Linked DNA regions of Homo sapiens: region 2 is linked to region 1. Evidence: chromatin contacts called from ENCODE Hi-C or POLR2A ChIA-PET data. All regions are on one chromosome and are shown on one strand. Each heading gives the region's core, a stretch centred on a gene start or an enhancer-like site at or near the end of the contact. The rest is flanking DNA. Distances are from core to core; before and after follow the strand shown.

What was found. A loop is a pair of places that touch in the nucleus more often than their neighbours do. ChIA-PET counts read pairs that join two places held with the same protein, here RNA polymerase II (POLR2A). Pooled maps may share reads with other maps.
Region 2: a map with no recorded cell type shows a loop between it and region 1 (2.5-fold over the local background). The contact joins two enhancer-like sites. A Hi-C loop is called at or near these places in 4 of 168 maps with a recorded cell type or tissue (GM18951, aorta, endothelial cell of umbilical vein and 1 more), 15 of 37 single-sample maps with no recorded cell type and 16 of 50 pooled maps. POLR2A ChIA-PET finds 5 or more read pairs at or near these places in 1 of 52 experiments (MCF 10A).

Annotation. Positions count from the first base shown.
Region 1 is chr11:109,953,088-109,960,501 of GRCh38, forward strand. All of the region lies in intron 1 of LOC105369484 (a long non-coding RNA gene), which reads left to right. Among named protein-coding and RNA genes, the nearest start is that of LINC02715, 130 kb to the left of the region's middle. Within about 2 kb of position 3,389, at least 3 of the 41 ENCODE cell types and tissues checked have a DNase peak (open chromatin) inside an H3K27ac peak, as active enhancers do.
Region 2 is chr11:110,144,870-110,152,283 of GRCh38, forward strand. The region is part of intron 2 of ZC3H12C (zinc finger CCCH-type containing 12C); the gene reads left to right. Among named protein-coding and RNA genes, the nearest start is that of ZC3H12C, 55 kb to the left of the region's middle. Within about 2 kb of position 3,667, at least 6 of the 41 ENCODE cell types and tissues checked have a DNase peak (open chromatin) inside an H3K27ac peak, as active enhancers do.

The DNA of each region.
Region 1 (7,414 bases), core at 2,139-4,638:
TTTGCAGATGGCAGCCTCCTTGTTGTATTTTCACATGCCAGAGAGCAGAAAGGGAAGCACAAGCTCTCTCCTGTCTCTTCTCCACCCTTATGACCTAATTACCTCCCAAACGCCTCATCTCCAAACATCATCACATTGGTGATTAGGCTTCAATATACAAATCGGGAGTTGAGGGGGAGGCTCACAGACACTCAGTCCACAGCACTCCTGAATTATGTGGAAGTGTGCTAGCTTCCAAGTATTTCAAGACTCACCTGTTATTTTGTTCTGCTACTAATTTTTCATTCTGTTGAGGTCATAGAACACACTTTGTATGATTTCAATCATTTTAAATTTGTCAAGGCTTGTTCTATAACACAGAGTATAATCTATCTTTGCACATGTTCTATGGGACCTATGGGCCCTTGCATAGAAGGTATATTCACTGTTGTTGGGTGGAGTGTTCTATGAAAGTTAAGTTAGATCCTGTTGATTAATGATATCATTGAGTTCTTCTATATCCTTGTAATTTTTGTTAATTCTTGCTACTCATTGTTTCTCTATTCCTAGAAGTCTTAGAATCCCTGGCTTAGAAGCAGGGAAGAAATAGTGAATATTCAGCTTCTTCTTCTTCTTTTTTTTTTTTTTTTTTCTGTTTTTTTGAGATGGTGTCTCCCTCTATCGCCCAGGCTTGAGTGCAGTGGTGCAATCTTTGCTCACTGCAACCTCCACCTCCTTGGTTCAAGTGATTCTCCTGCCTCAGCCTCCCCAGTAGCTGGGACTACAGGTGCACACCACCACACCTGGCTAATTTTTGTATTTTTGTAGAGATGGAGTCTCACCATGTTGTCCAGGCTGGTCTCAAACTCCTGACCTCAAGTGATCCTCCCACCTCAGCCTCCCAAAGTGCTGGGACTACAGGCATGAGCCACCACACCCTGCCCAATCTTCTAACTTCTTAAATTAGCAAATGATGCATATTTCAAAGACAAGAAAGCCAGATCTTTCATTTCTCATTCGCAACAGCCAAATTTCATTAAGAGGAAGCAAAATACTTTCATAGATTTCAAAGAGTTAAACCATAGAGGGTTTGAGTATAGAATGTTTAGTGTAAGACACTGAAAGACAGGCTATGTGATATGATATGGATATTATATCCCACTAAACCAGATAAAGCATTCCTCCCAGACATGAGGGAGGCAGGAAACAGACAGACATAGGTGAGTATCCAACCCCCCAGGATTGAGACCCTTAGTGAAAAGTGTAAACCCCTAGGTAGGTTTGAGGAACTGAGGACAGAAGAGTATGTTTTATGCTAAAAAAAAAAGATTCATTAAAAACAAGCTTGGTGTGTGCCATAAGCCATCATAGGATAGATTCAGGGAACTAGAAATGAAAGTATAGCATACTTCAGTAGAGAGCCTTAGTGTTCCTGGCTTCATAGTAGCTCCTATCCAGCAGTTCCTGCATGCTGCAGGGGGACAGAAAACCAAGAAGGGGAGACAATGAGGAGGACCCAGAGTACAAGGACCTGAAGATCAGACAGCATGGCTACACCTAAGGGCACCAGCAGCAGAGGCTGGTGCAAGTCAGAAGGATGAGCAGGGACCGGCAATACAAGCAGAAAATGACCAGCAGGATGAGATACTCAAGTAGAGGCTAATCCAGGACAGCTCACCACTCCTGCCAAGCTACTGTATAAGCTTCCACTTGTACTCAGAAGCCATAATAAGTGGTATAGACAGGAGACAGGGAAATACTGCACGAAAGAGGGTGGTTCCCCAGCAAAGACCCCACCTTCAAGCAAGCCTGGAAACCCACAGCACTAGATGAAAACAGGCATTCCTGTTTTTGTGCCCAAAAGTTGCCTTTTGGCCCACCATGCACCCCTATCCTGTACATATATAAACCCCAAACTCCAGACTCCACAAGCCAATGAACAGAAGAGCAGAACGGAAGAACAGCATGGCAGAAAGAAAAAAAAAAGGAGTATCTGAATGCCAAGAGAAGATCAGCTGCGAATGGTCGGAGAGGAGAACGGACACCGGCTGCCCAAACTCCAGGGGAAGATCATCTTCTTACTTCATCCCCCTTCCAGCTCCCCATCCACCCCACTGAGAGCCACCTCCACCACTCAACAAAACCCCTGCACACATCCTTCAGGTTTATATATGACCCAATTCTTCCTGGACACCAGACAAAGACCTAGGTACGAAGAGGGCACTGAGCTGGTTAACACTTAAGCCATCCGTGGACAGCAAGGCTAAAAGAGCACACTGTAACACAGGCCCACTTGGGCTTTGGGGGTTGCAGGATCCCACCCACAGACACTGCCATGGGGCCTGGGCCCAGGGGTGCTCGGTCCGGCTCCTGCACCTGCCCATCTGCATGCTCCCCCTCCTGTAAGGAGTTTGAGTATGCACAGTGCCAAACAGACAAGCTACACCCCTGTTGCATGTCCTGCTAGGGGGGGTCAGGGAACGCTCCAGTTTCATCAGCAGTAAAGCAGGACAAAAAGGAGGAGGGAAACATCCAGGAGAGCAGGGGCAAGGAGTTACAGGAGCCCTTGAGAGAAAAGGACACCCCTGACAACCTGAATTTTGAATCAACAAAATTTAAATTCTTGGTAATTACACCGAAAGACTAAATTCTAAACCAGAAGAAAATCAAAGTGACAAGGTTAATTTGTTTATTGTTTGTTTACTTGATTTGATTTATTTTTTTTTCTCTCTCACTGTTATTGAAATAGGGGCTACTTGAATTCAACTGTAGAGGTGTTTAAAAAAAGAATCGTGTTTATATGTGTGAGGTTTGTGGGACCTGCTTAAAGTTTTGGTCCTGGAAGGGTCTTCGAAGGCCATCTAATTCACGTTGTATTGAGAGGAAATAGACGATGAAATAGGAAGCAATTATCTCAGGACTACAAAGCCAGTCACTAAAAGGGCCAAGACAAGATTGCACATTTCCAAAGGCACCCAGACATGTGAGCATTCAAAATCAAGAGCACTTTCACCCATAGTCATTGATGATGAAAAACACAGGTTGAATACATGTGGCTGCTTCTGATTTTTAAGCACACACAAAACTCTTGTACCACTGGAGCGAACCCACCAGCCATCAATGACTGCATGACGCCTTTCCCCCAGTTCTTTGCTCTCAACAGTAATTCCCTTTGCCATAACTTTCTGTTTTCTGCAGTGCCAGCCAGTCGTGACTGGTTGTGGCATCTCTAACAAAAGATACTGGATGTTGTTTTAAAGTCCCATGGTTGCATTTCAGAGCTAAAAATAGGACTATGCTATATCATCTGATATTTTCAGATGATCAGCTACACCACTTCCCTCCTTTCTGAAACTTACAGAGGTAAGTGAATTTTAAAATTTTGTTCTTTGAACAGCTCACTTTAGAGAACAATAGAGCCATTACACAAGCATACTTAATTTCAACTCTATACATTTAGCCCATTTCCCCCAACCCACTTTCCCCTCATTTCATGGGCTACTAAAAATATAGAACTAAATAGTGTGGCCCACCTGGAAATGAGTGTGTACACTGTTTAGCCTGAATGAGTGCTTGTGTGTGTTAAAGGAACAGGCTGCCTTCCAGGTGTCACCTCACATTTGGTTTCATTTTACTTTTCTCTAGTCATATGCCTTTGCCCTGACTTCCATGCCTGTTTTTACATTTTATTTTACAGAAATTATGTATTTCTGTAATGCAGTTTATAAAAATGATAAGAATATTAATCAATGTGCTTACTTTCATCAGCTTCAGTCAAACTTCTATTTACCCATCTTCAAATTATTTGCTCAAATTATATCTACAAGGCAAAAGGAAAGTAAATAAGGAAAGAATCCTGCTACTGAGGATTAAAAGCACCTTTTACATAATAACTAATGAATTTTGCAGACTGGCTGTGAACATGGCTGACAGCATCAAATAGATATGCCAGTGGTGAATTTTTGCTCTGTCCATGTGAATATAACCTTAATTTAAGATCATAATAAAATTTGAAACAGTGAAACAAGAGTGAGATTTAACCTCATTAAGATCAGGGAGCACATCTTCTTTCAATAACTATTTCAAACACGTTTACATATAGACTCACGCAGGCAAAGTAACCACAATTACTGTTTTTAAAGTGAAATACGTTAATATGTTACCTATTCTACAGAAACACGTAAGAACCTTCGGAAGCAAAATAATAACATCATTTGAAATATGAATAGTTACCCGAAAACCTATAGCAATCCAAAGCCAAATTTAAGATGAACAAACTTAAGATGTCCAAAATTTAAGTTGAGACAGCCTTTTGCTCTTGGCAAGCTACAAAATAAATACAAGTTCCCCTCCCTTTATGTCACACACACAATTTAGGGGAGCTCACTTGGACAATATTTGTACTGTGATACATAACGTCATCTAGAATATAAGTCAGAGTACCCAGCTATTTCTCTCTTTTGTGATTATTCACTTTAAAATTACAAGTTCTGATTCATTTTTAGATTTCAAATGATCAAAACTTTTATCTGTTTTTAAAATGCCTATATTCCTTGGTTTTCTCTAATCAAGGAAGTGAATAGGTATCTTAGCAAGAGAGGTCATGGGGAAGATTGCAAGCATTATACTATGCACTGTTGAGTGGGTTCAGAATAGTTTATATTATCATAAAAACAAATTGACATCAATAGCATAATTGCTGCATGAATAATCTTAGAACAAGTGAGACCTTTCAAGGCTTTTTTATTGTAAGCAATCATTATGCTCACCACATAAAACAAATGCCTTCTGGGAACTTTTAAAATAAGACTCAGCTTTTTCTAGCTTGTATTTCTTGGTTTCAACATGAGATATCTAAAAGATGAAAGAAGCTGTTCTGGCTATAGGGATAATACTGTGTGTAGCCATGGGTGATTTATGCAGTAAATTAAGGGAAAAAGTTGCACATGTAATGAGATATTGGTGAGCGAGTTCTCATTACCATCATAATATTTGGCACCAAAATTTAATAACTCCTTTTGCATGTGAATGCAAAAAAAGAGCATTTTAACATTAATTAAAAGCCCATAATCATACTGGATGAAAGAGAGAATGTTAACCCAACTTTACATATGAGATACGGAGTCACGGAGATTAAGAAAATGACCCAGGCAGATTTTTTAAATTATTCATAATGCCACAATATGTCGATGGTGAAAGGGAAATCAGCATAGACTCCCACAACTACCGCTGTTCTCATCATTGCCTTGTATGGAACAGAAGCCTGGTAATTAGGGCTTCTGATTTCTACAGATGTTCCCACTCCCTCTTCTGCCCTGCATTCCCTCAGCGCTAATGAATTCAGTATTAATTTGCAATCGATGATTGAGAAAATAAAAAGCTGTCTTCAATTCCTTTAGGGCAGAAAACAGTTCTTTAATTTTCTCTGAATTTCCCCATATTTCTCTGGTTCAGCTTCATGAAATGTGCAAGCAAAGAGTTCCTAGGTTGAGCAAACTTAAAGGGGTTTCTTTACTCCAAAAATTCTCGGAGCCTTGACTATACCGATGTACATTGCAAAGCTCCAAGAAAGAAATATTACTTGCAGATTTATGTGACCACAGAATCTGCGTTTCATGGATGTGGTAGGCAGAATAATGGCCTCCCAGAGATGTCCATTTCCTAATCCCTGGAAATTTACAAGGCAAAGGGGATGGAACTTTACAAGGCAAAGGGGAATTACAGTAGCAAATGGAATAAAGGTTGTTAATCAGCCAATCTTAAAATAGTGAGGTTATCCTGGATTATCTGTGTGAATCCAATATAATCACAAAGGTCCTTAAAACTAGAACCGGAAGGCAGAAGACAGTGTCAGAGTGATTTAGCATGAGAAACACTTGACCAGTCATTGCTGGCTCTGAAGATGTCAGGAGGCAGAGGAGTATGGGAAGCTCCAGCCTCCAGAAGGAATGCAGCACTGCTGATACTTTTATTTTAACCCAGTGAGACCTCTTTCAGATTTTTACCTCCAGAACTGTAAGATAATAAATTCGTGTTGTATTAAGCCACCAAGTTTGTTGTAATTTATGACAGCAGCCATAAGAAACTAATACAGTGGGGCCCATTAATGTCTTACTAATACCTCCCAGAATTATAGTTCTGTGTTACAATTTTTAGAGAAATGCTATTCAACCTGTAACAGGGGCCCACATCAGACTGTCAATCAATAAATATTATAGACTGAATAATTCATTTTTTTTGTATGAGAATTGTTAGTATTTGGTCATTAAGCCAGCCCATCTGTTAGCCTATTTCACTATCTTTGCATTTTATAACAACAATTTCTACCAGCCATTTTGAATCATGAAGCAAAAATGCATTTACTTTAAATGATGCTAAAATAAACGGTATGGAATAGATTCAGTGCATCTCAAATTTTAATGTGCATGCAAACCACCTGGAGAATCCTCTTAAAATGCAGATTCTGATTCCGTAGCTCTGGCATGAGAACTGAGAGTGTGCATTTCTAACACGCTCCCAGGTGACACCAATGCTGGTGATCTGTGGACCAAACTTTAAATAGCAAAGAACAAAAGAGGACAACCCCTGTCATACCCTCTATTCCCTGCCATAGAAACCTTTCTGTTCTCCCTGTAGTCCCAGCTACACGGGAGGCTGAGGCAGGAGAATGGCATGAACCCAGGAGGTGGAGCTTGCAGTGAGCCGAGATAGTGCCACTGCACTCCAGCCTGGGTGACAGAGCGAGACTCTGTCTCAAAAAAAAAAAAAAAAAAAGACTTTTCTGATCTCCCAGGTGGAATTAGGCAAATCCTCCTTGCTCTGCTTTTAGGACCATTACTGATCCCAAACAGAAAATATTCAAGGAATTTTAGTTTAATACTTAGAAGACTCAGCTTCTAGTTAATACAGTATATTTGTAAATTATAAAATAAATATAGTCTCATGAAAGACAATTCATAAAATAGAAGAAAGAGTAATTTTAATCATCCACAGTCTCAGCACCCAAAGATATGCCTTATTAACATTCCAATGTCTTTCCTTCAAGACTTCTTTCTCTACAGAGATTCTGTTTTACATATTTGACATCATATTGCATATCTCAATTTTTTAATCAAACATCATGTATGCACATATATACATATAAAGTGGTGACAGATTGAATTATTGGTCTCAATTCTTCACTCCTCTCTAATAGAATTATATATCCACACTCTTGCCACTCTGGGGAAGAGCATCCCAATTTTTCTCCCTTCTAATAGAAATATGTCTTTACTTTCGCCAGGCTGGTGAGCAGAGAGTTATTCCCAACACCTTGACTTTGGGATTAATCAAGTGATTTACATTGGCCAAAGGGTTATTAGTGGACAAATATTTTTTAATGTAGGTTTTATTATTTAAGATATGGCAAAGCCAACAGATCAGGAGACAGCTACCA
Region 2 (7,414 bases), core at 2,417-4,916, 190 kb after region 1:
CGTGTCTATCATTGGAAGGTAACAGTTATAATTCTAAAATAACCCTTCCTGTTCTGTGGTTAACCTAGTTAATGGTATCTGTATATATACCTAAAGAAAACATTAATATGTAACATTATGGTTTTTTAGATATGGCAGATCTAAAAGTGGTTGTCCCATCATCTTCCCTTCTAGGCCCCAGACTGAGGCACATTGCATTACAATATGTGGTCCCTTGAATTTTTCTCTGCATTACAAAACCCACCTCTATTATCTATTAACCATTGTAGGTGGCTAATATAGTGCCATTAATAAACAAGCATAATTCTCCGGTGGCAATTCATATGGTGTAATAGGATACAAGAAATTATTTTGACTTCTTAGGCCCTTCTCTTGAGGGCAGAAAAGTAGAATTTATGTGCTTTTCCAGTATATTAGTCTTGAGTAAAGATAATCTTATTAGAGCTATGAGACAAAGTGAATTTACAGAAAAATGAAAAATTATAATAGTGAAAGCCTTATGAAGAATATGTTTGTTAAGATAATTTAAGTTCATTTAGCTCTCCTAATTTCCAGTTGTCTAGTTCATAAGGCGTTCCTTTTACCTGAAACTGAGTAGGCATTTTTGGATAGAGGTAATGAGGTTTCAATTAACCCAATCCAAAGCGTAGTAGTCCTTTTCAGAGCTTGGTCTACAGATTAATTTCATCTTATTATCCAATATGAGCTCTACAACAAATTACAGAAATTGGGGGCGGGGGGGAGTTGCAGTGACTCTAGTAAATCAGCATCTCATATCCTATGTGGTATTTTAGCTGCCACTGATGTTAGGATGCCTCTCTTCTTCAAAATGTGGCCCATAGCATGGAAGATCCCCAGCACATACTTTCTCTTGATATAAACAAGCACATACTCACCAGCTCAAGTGCCCTGTCTCCTAGAATCTTCCAAATACCCAGCGTACAGAATATGATGGCTCTTAGGTTACACAGCAGGTCCCTTCACAACAAATTAACAGCAGTAAGAAACAAGAGAGAGGCATGTTCTTCGAACACAGGACCTATTGGCTCGGGAATCTCAGACGAAAAAGAAAAGGTAGAAGACGGTTGAGAGAAACCCATAACTTGTTGGTTTAGTTTAGTTTTGTTTTGTTTTTGAGACGGAGTCTTGCTCTGTCGCCCAGGCTGGAGTGCTGTGGCGCGATCTCGGCTCACTGCAAGCTCCGCCTCCCGGGTTCATGCCATTCTCCTGCCTCAGCCTCCTGAGTAGCTGGGACCACAGGTGCCCGCCACCACGCCCGGCTAATTGTTTTTGTATTTTTAGTAGAGACAGGGCTTCACCGTGTTAGCCAGGGTGGTCTTGATCTCCTGACCTCATGATCCGCCCGCCTCAGCCTCCCAAGGTGCTAGAATTACAGGCATGAGCCGTCGCGCCCGGCCCCGTAACTTGTTTTAACGGGTCAGGCTAAAACAAGAAAGATGAACAGAAACTGCAGAATTCATGGCTCTAGTCTCCACAAGACAGAGCAGGAAAAGATTAAGGCAGGAAAAACAAGCAAACAGATCAGGTTGTCCCATTTCCAGCACTGAGGCTCTCCCATTATGTCACTTTTGCTCCTAGTTGCAGCGTTATTTCCTGTCTGATTTCCCGAGGGGAGAAATCTCTGGAGGGGGTAGTAAAGCTTCATAGTTGGGTTGCATCTCTTGCATCTTCCTCAGTCTCTTCCAGCATCCCTTTTTCCAATGTCCTAGCTTCCTATAGTAGTGACCTATTGACTTTTCATTAGAGGATCTTCTCTTATTTGTTGGTAGTCCCAGAAAGGGGTTTGCTCCCCTTGTGAACAATTCCAACTGGGAAGGTAACACTGCAGTCTTAAGTTTCTTTGTCTTTATCTTTCTACATTTTTTTTTCCAAAACTGGATTGCTATTGCCAATACCTGAGAAACTTGTCTATCCTTACCATCCACATACCTTTTCTTTTACCTACGCCTGAATTCCCAGTAGCAAGGCTGCCATAAAAGTAGAGAAGAATAAGGGTCTATTCTGATCTACCTTTAAATCCATCCTTGTTAATTTAGAAAATGCCTCAGTCAGCCACTGATGAAAATCAATGGAGACTCACCCAACAGCAGCATTGCAGCTTCTCCCAGGTCACCTCGCGGTGGGTTTCTAAGGCATGAGAGGAGGTAGTCTCCTCTTGTTTGAGGAGGCAGTCAGCTTCCTGAGGCCAGGGCACTCCCTTACAAGAGGGGTTATCATTTGCCTCCACCGTGCCTGTTCCATTAGTCAAACACAGTCGGCCAGAGCAACTCCATGCAGCAGCCAGTGTGCCACAGAGCACCTCGGCAAATGTTTCCAGATCTTTTCAGAGCACTGGGAAATAACTCTTTAAGATGGGTACCATCAGCTGGGGAAAAGGTCATATGCACTCCTACCATGTCTGATGTACCTGGCAGTCCTGGATCACTTTAAAAAGGCATTTGAGTCACCGGAGCTACTAAAGGGTAGGGCTGATTTTCTTCCATTGAGATGAAAAAATAAGTTGACTCAATGAGAACACATGACTACAGGGAGGGGAATATCACACACCGGGGCCTGTCAGGGGGTCGGAGGGAAGGGGAGGGAGAGCATTAGGACAAATACCTAATGCTCGCGGGGCTTAAAACTGAGGTGATGGGTTGATAGGTGCAGCACACCACCATGGCACATGTATACCTATGTAACAAACCTGCACATTTCAGCCCATGTATCCCAGAATTTAAAGTAAAATTAAAAAAAAAAAAGAAAAGAAAAGAAACAATAAGTTGGTTTGTATGACACTGTAGTGTCAGTCTCATTTTGCTGTTTGGTATCCTTACTCCTTTTGCCTCCCCTTTCATCTAAGTTACCAACGCAACCATTTGCCAACCTAATACCTTAATTCTAGGACAGTCTGTTATCCAGGTTCTCAGACTCCTTGTTCCTTCTTCTTCATCATTTCTGCCTCCGTAGCTGTGTTTTGCATGTTCTGTTTAGGGAAGTTTTGGAGAATGGAATCCACATTAGAATATTCTAATAAGGCTAGCAATTTTCCCCCTTCCAAAGGGAAGTTATCTCCAGAACCTGTAGCCATTGGGAATCATCCATCCATCCAGAAGGTCATTGCCCCACTCTTCTAGGACCTAGATAGAGGCAAAGAAGGGCAACAAGAAGCAGAAAAAGCAGAAGGAGCAACAGCAGAAAGAGGTCAAGAACCTGGAAGAAGAGAAAGGAGCTTTCAGTTACTTTATCTCTTCCTCCAGTTTCTTAATTCATTCTTTGTGGCTGCCCACTTCATTCCTTCTTTTATTTCCTGAGATCCAGAGATACCAATAATCCCTTTGAGTGGGGTTTTTCTGAGAATTCCTGTAAATACATCAATTTGTCTACTTCAAATGAGCCTTCTTTTGACCGTTGCAAAGCAGGATTTTTATAAGTATGCTTATGCCAAATGTGAGAGAATAAAAGAAGCCTTTTATTTTTAAAAGAGAGACCTACTGACAATATTCTAGGCATCTCGTATTTTTCTACTGCTAAAGCCAGTGATGAATCAGATGGGACCTTCAATGAGTTACCCATTTTGCTCAGTTGTAACTTGGAATTTACAGAGAGGCTTTGGAATTTTCCCTGGGAACCAAATCCCACTCAGCCAAAGTAGTCAGAGGGAGACTTTTTGGCAAACATTCAGAGTTCTGACCTAATCACGGGTGACCACAAATCCTCCAACAAATTCACCCACCAAAAGGACTCACTTGAGATATACCAATCTTCCTTATTGCCAAATTGTTGGGATAAAAAAGTAATCAAGGCCCAAAGGAACATGCTAATTCATAAAAATAGAATTAACTAATTTTGTTACTGAGCAGAAAACCCCTGCATCCATGCAGATAGCCCATAAGTGGCTATAGAGCTATGGTGAATGTTCTCTATTTATAAGCAATTAAAGCTATGGTCCTTTTTTTAGTAAATAGTCAACAGATAGTTCATTTGCATCAGTAGCTACATGGCACTTACTCTGACATCCTGTTTTTCATCATTCTTTATCTGGCTCACTCTGATTTTGTAATTCTTTATCAGTACCTCCTCTAGTTGTCCCTTATATTGTATCTAGCACGTATGATGAGTCACATCCTTCATCATGCGTCAGTAAGGTTAGATTAAGTTCAGTCTCCCAAAACCTCTCCTAGTGTGACAAGTCCCATCTGCAGATTTGAGCCACCAGGTAACTGTCTGCTCAGGCTTAAGTTATTATACTATGAATGATTCTGGATCTTGATGCCTGACACAGACTTCCAAGACAACAGCAGCGATTCTAGAGATTTCTCAGTTAGCATTCATTTTGGGGCCTCATCAGGGGAATATTGGCTGGGAAAGTCCTGGTAACTCGGGGACCCACCCTGCTCATCCCCACTAACCTGCCTTTCCCTCGCCGTTTAAAAGATAAGAACAGTAGCTTGCCCCCAAGTGCCATCTAAGGCTGGGAGGAGGATGAAAGGCAGTTGCCAATTGTATTGAATCTAATTTCGAGTTCCTGTGGGGTTTTACTGTACCTGGATGCAGAGCTACTGTATTTTAGAGAAAGTACGCCTTCCGCTTTATGGAAGTATTGCCAAATTGCTCTCCCAAATAGTTATACCAATTTACACTCCCACCTGTGATGTATGAGTTCCTACTTTCACACATTCTTGGCAACATCTGGTGTTTGCAGACTTTATTTTTATCAATCTGATGGGTGTGAAGTAGTGTCTCATTTTGGCTTTAATTTGCATTTCTTTACTATTGAACATCTTTTCCTATGTTCATTGGTCATTTGAGTTTCCTCTTCTGTGAATTGATTGTTCATATCTTTTGCCTTAAAAAACAACTGGCTACCTCTTTTAATATACGAGAGTACTTTATGTTCTGAGTACTAACCTTCTGATTGGTATTATATGTTGCAAATCTCCTCTCCAAAGCTATGACCTGTTTTTTTATTATGGAGTCTTTTGTATAAAGAACTTTCATGTGCTCCAATATGTCTATTTTTCTTAATAGCATGTAGTTCTATGTCTTGTTTAAGAAGTGTTTTCTTATCCTGATGTGAATTCTCTGGTAATTTATTCTAAAACTTTTATAATTTTTCTTTTCATATTTAAATATTTGATCTATCAACAATTTATTTTTGTATATGATGTGAGATTAAAATGCAGTTTTATTTTTTCCACAGGAATAACCAGTTGCCCTAGTACCATTTGCTAAATAGTTCATCTTTTCCTCATTGATTTGTAATGTCACCTTATTGCTGGCCTTTGGTTTTTCCATGTTAATTTTAAGATTAGTTTCTCAAGTTCTGTGAAAAAAACCTTTGGAGAATTTGATTGGAATTGCAACATACAGATGAATTTGAAATCATTTGCCATCTTTATTAATCGAGTCTTACTGTCCATAAAAATAGTATATTGTTTTTTTATTTAAGTCTTACCTTATGCCCTTTAATATAGGTTTTCAATTTCATTTTATCTATAAAGCTCTTGCATGCCTTTTTTTAAAGATCTGTATGGCTTTTATTACATTACAAATTGGATCTTTTAAATTAAAATTGTAAATTGGTTTTGCTGCTATAGCAACACTAATTTTTTAACAAGGACATTATATCTGCAATGTAATAACATATTGTGGTGAAAGAGTGTATTGTATGTATGGTACAGATTCCTGATATCTGTTGAAATCTGTTCTATGACCTAGTACATAGCCAATTTATTTATAAAGTTTTCATATTTTTTGAAATAATTTTTTCTCTTTAGTTTTGTGCAAAATTTGTATATGTCCATTAGATCAAGCTTGTAATTGATTATTCCAGTTATCTATATCCTTATTAAATGTTTTCTTCTTCTGTCAATTAGTATGGTTGTGGATTTTTTTCATTTCTTCTAGTAATACTGTGATCTTTTGTGTTACTAATTTGGAGATGAGTTTAGAATGACTATAGCTTCCTATTAACTGTTACATAATAACTTTTCTGCTCCTAATAATGGTTTTTGCCATAAAATATATTCTTTTTCTGGGTATTCATAGAGCTGTGCCTAGCATAGCAATTAGGGATGTTTTCGGCTGCAAATAACAGAAAACTTGACCACAGATTCCTAAACACATGGAGGATTATATTTTTTTCAACAAGATGGAGATATTTACCATTAACGACATGCCGTTTTTCATCTTCATTCTTGTTTTTTCCCTGTGAGTCTTTGTGGAGAGGGAGGATAATGAAACAACCTTTATGATCAGAATTGCATAGTACAGTATCCTGTTTTATCATCTATGGAATCTTTATCCCATAATTGTAAATGGTTTGCTGTTTGCACTCATTTTATGAAAGTAAAAGTTATTTAATTATTTAGGAGATAGAATTTTCTATTTCTAGAGTGAGTAAATGTGACAGTTATCCTTACCAAATGAAATTACCAGGAAGAAATGTTTATGCAGGCCTGTCGTTAGAGCCAGAAGCAATTAAATGCTCAACTCTCAGTAAACCAAGTATCATTAGTTTACTAGCAAAGCTTAATACAATAGATTTCAGACAAGATCCAGTGCATTCAGGGTGGTATGGCGATAGACATAATGCAATAGATTTCAAAGCATTAATGCAAAGTAAAATTTTAGTGAGGTTTTAGCAAGCTGACTTTTTGCATCTAGGAATACTTGGTACATGTGTTCTCTCTAGAGATACCATTTTCTACAGTTTTTCAGAAGACTGATTTCAGTATTTCATTATTTTCCATGAAACCTAATATCACTTTGTACCTTTTGATGGTGCATTCACCAGGCTATCGGGTCACCCTTCTTACCTAGAAAATTACCTCAAAATCTCCCTTTCCTTATCCCATTTTCTGAAACTCTGGTGCATCTGATTTCCCATCTAATCATGCCCTGGACCATTAGGACAGGACTATGGAACCATGTATTTTCTCTTGTTTGTATTTGGAGCCTTCGACATCTACAAAGCAAGTCAGTCTATTTCTGTTTTTTACTAAAAATGATTAGCCATATGTTAGATGGTTCTAGGGTTTCCCAGGGAACCCTAGAACAAAATATTAATATGCCTAAAGTTTAGTTTATGCTAAAAGTTAATAAAGCATTTACCTTCAATATTTCATTCAGCCCTCCTTCATCCTAAGAAGAAAAAATATCTCCGTTATAGATAACAAATGGAGCCCTCACATTATAAAAGAACATAATTATTGCATTCAAAATGGGAGACTTTTTCTTCAAAAACATTGGGATGGGTATCATTTTTGAATTATTAGGTTAAAGTGTACAAGCAGAGCCTGGTGCTAGATAAACACTTACTGAATGACTACACTGTTAGTTGGGCATTTTCTTTTAGGCACTAAGGCTGCTAATCCAATTTTGAATGCCCTTTTGTCATCATTAATCCTTG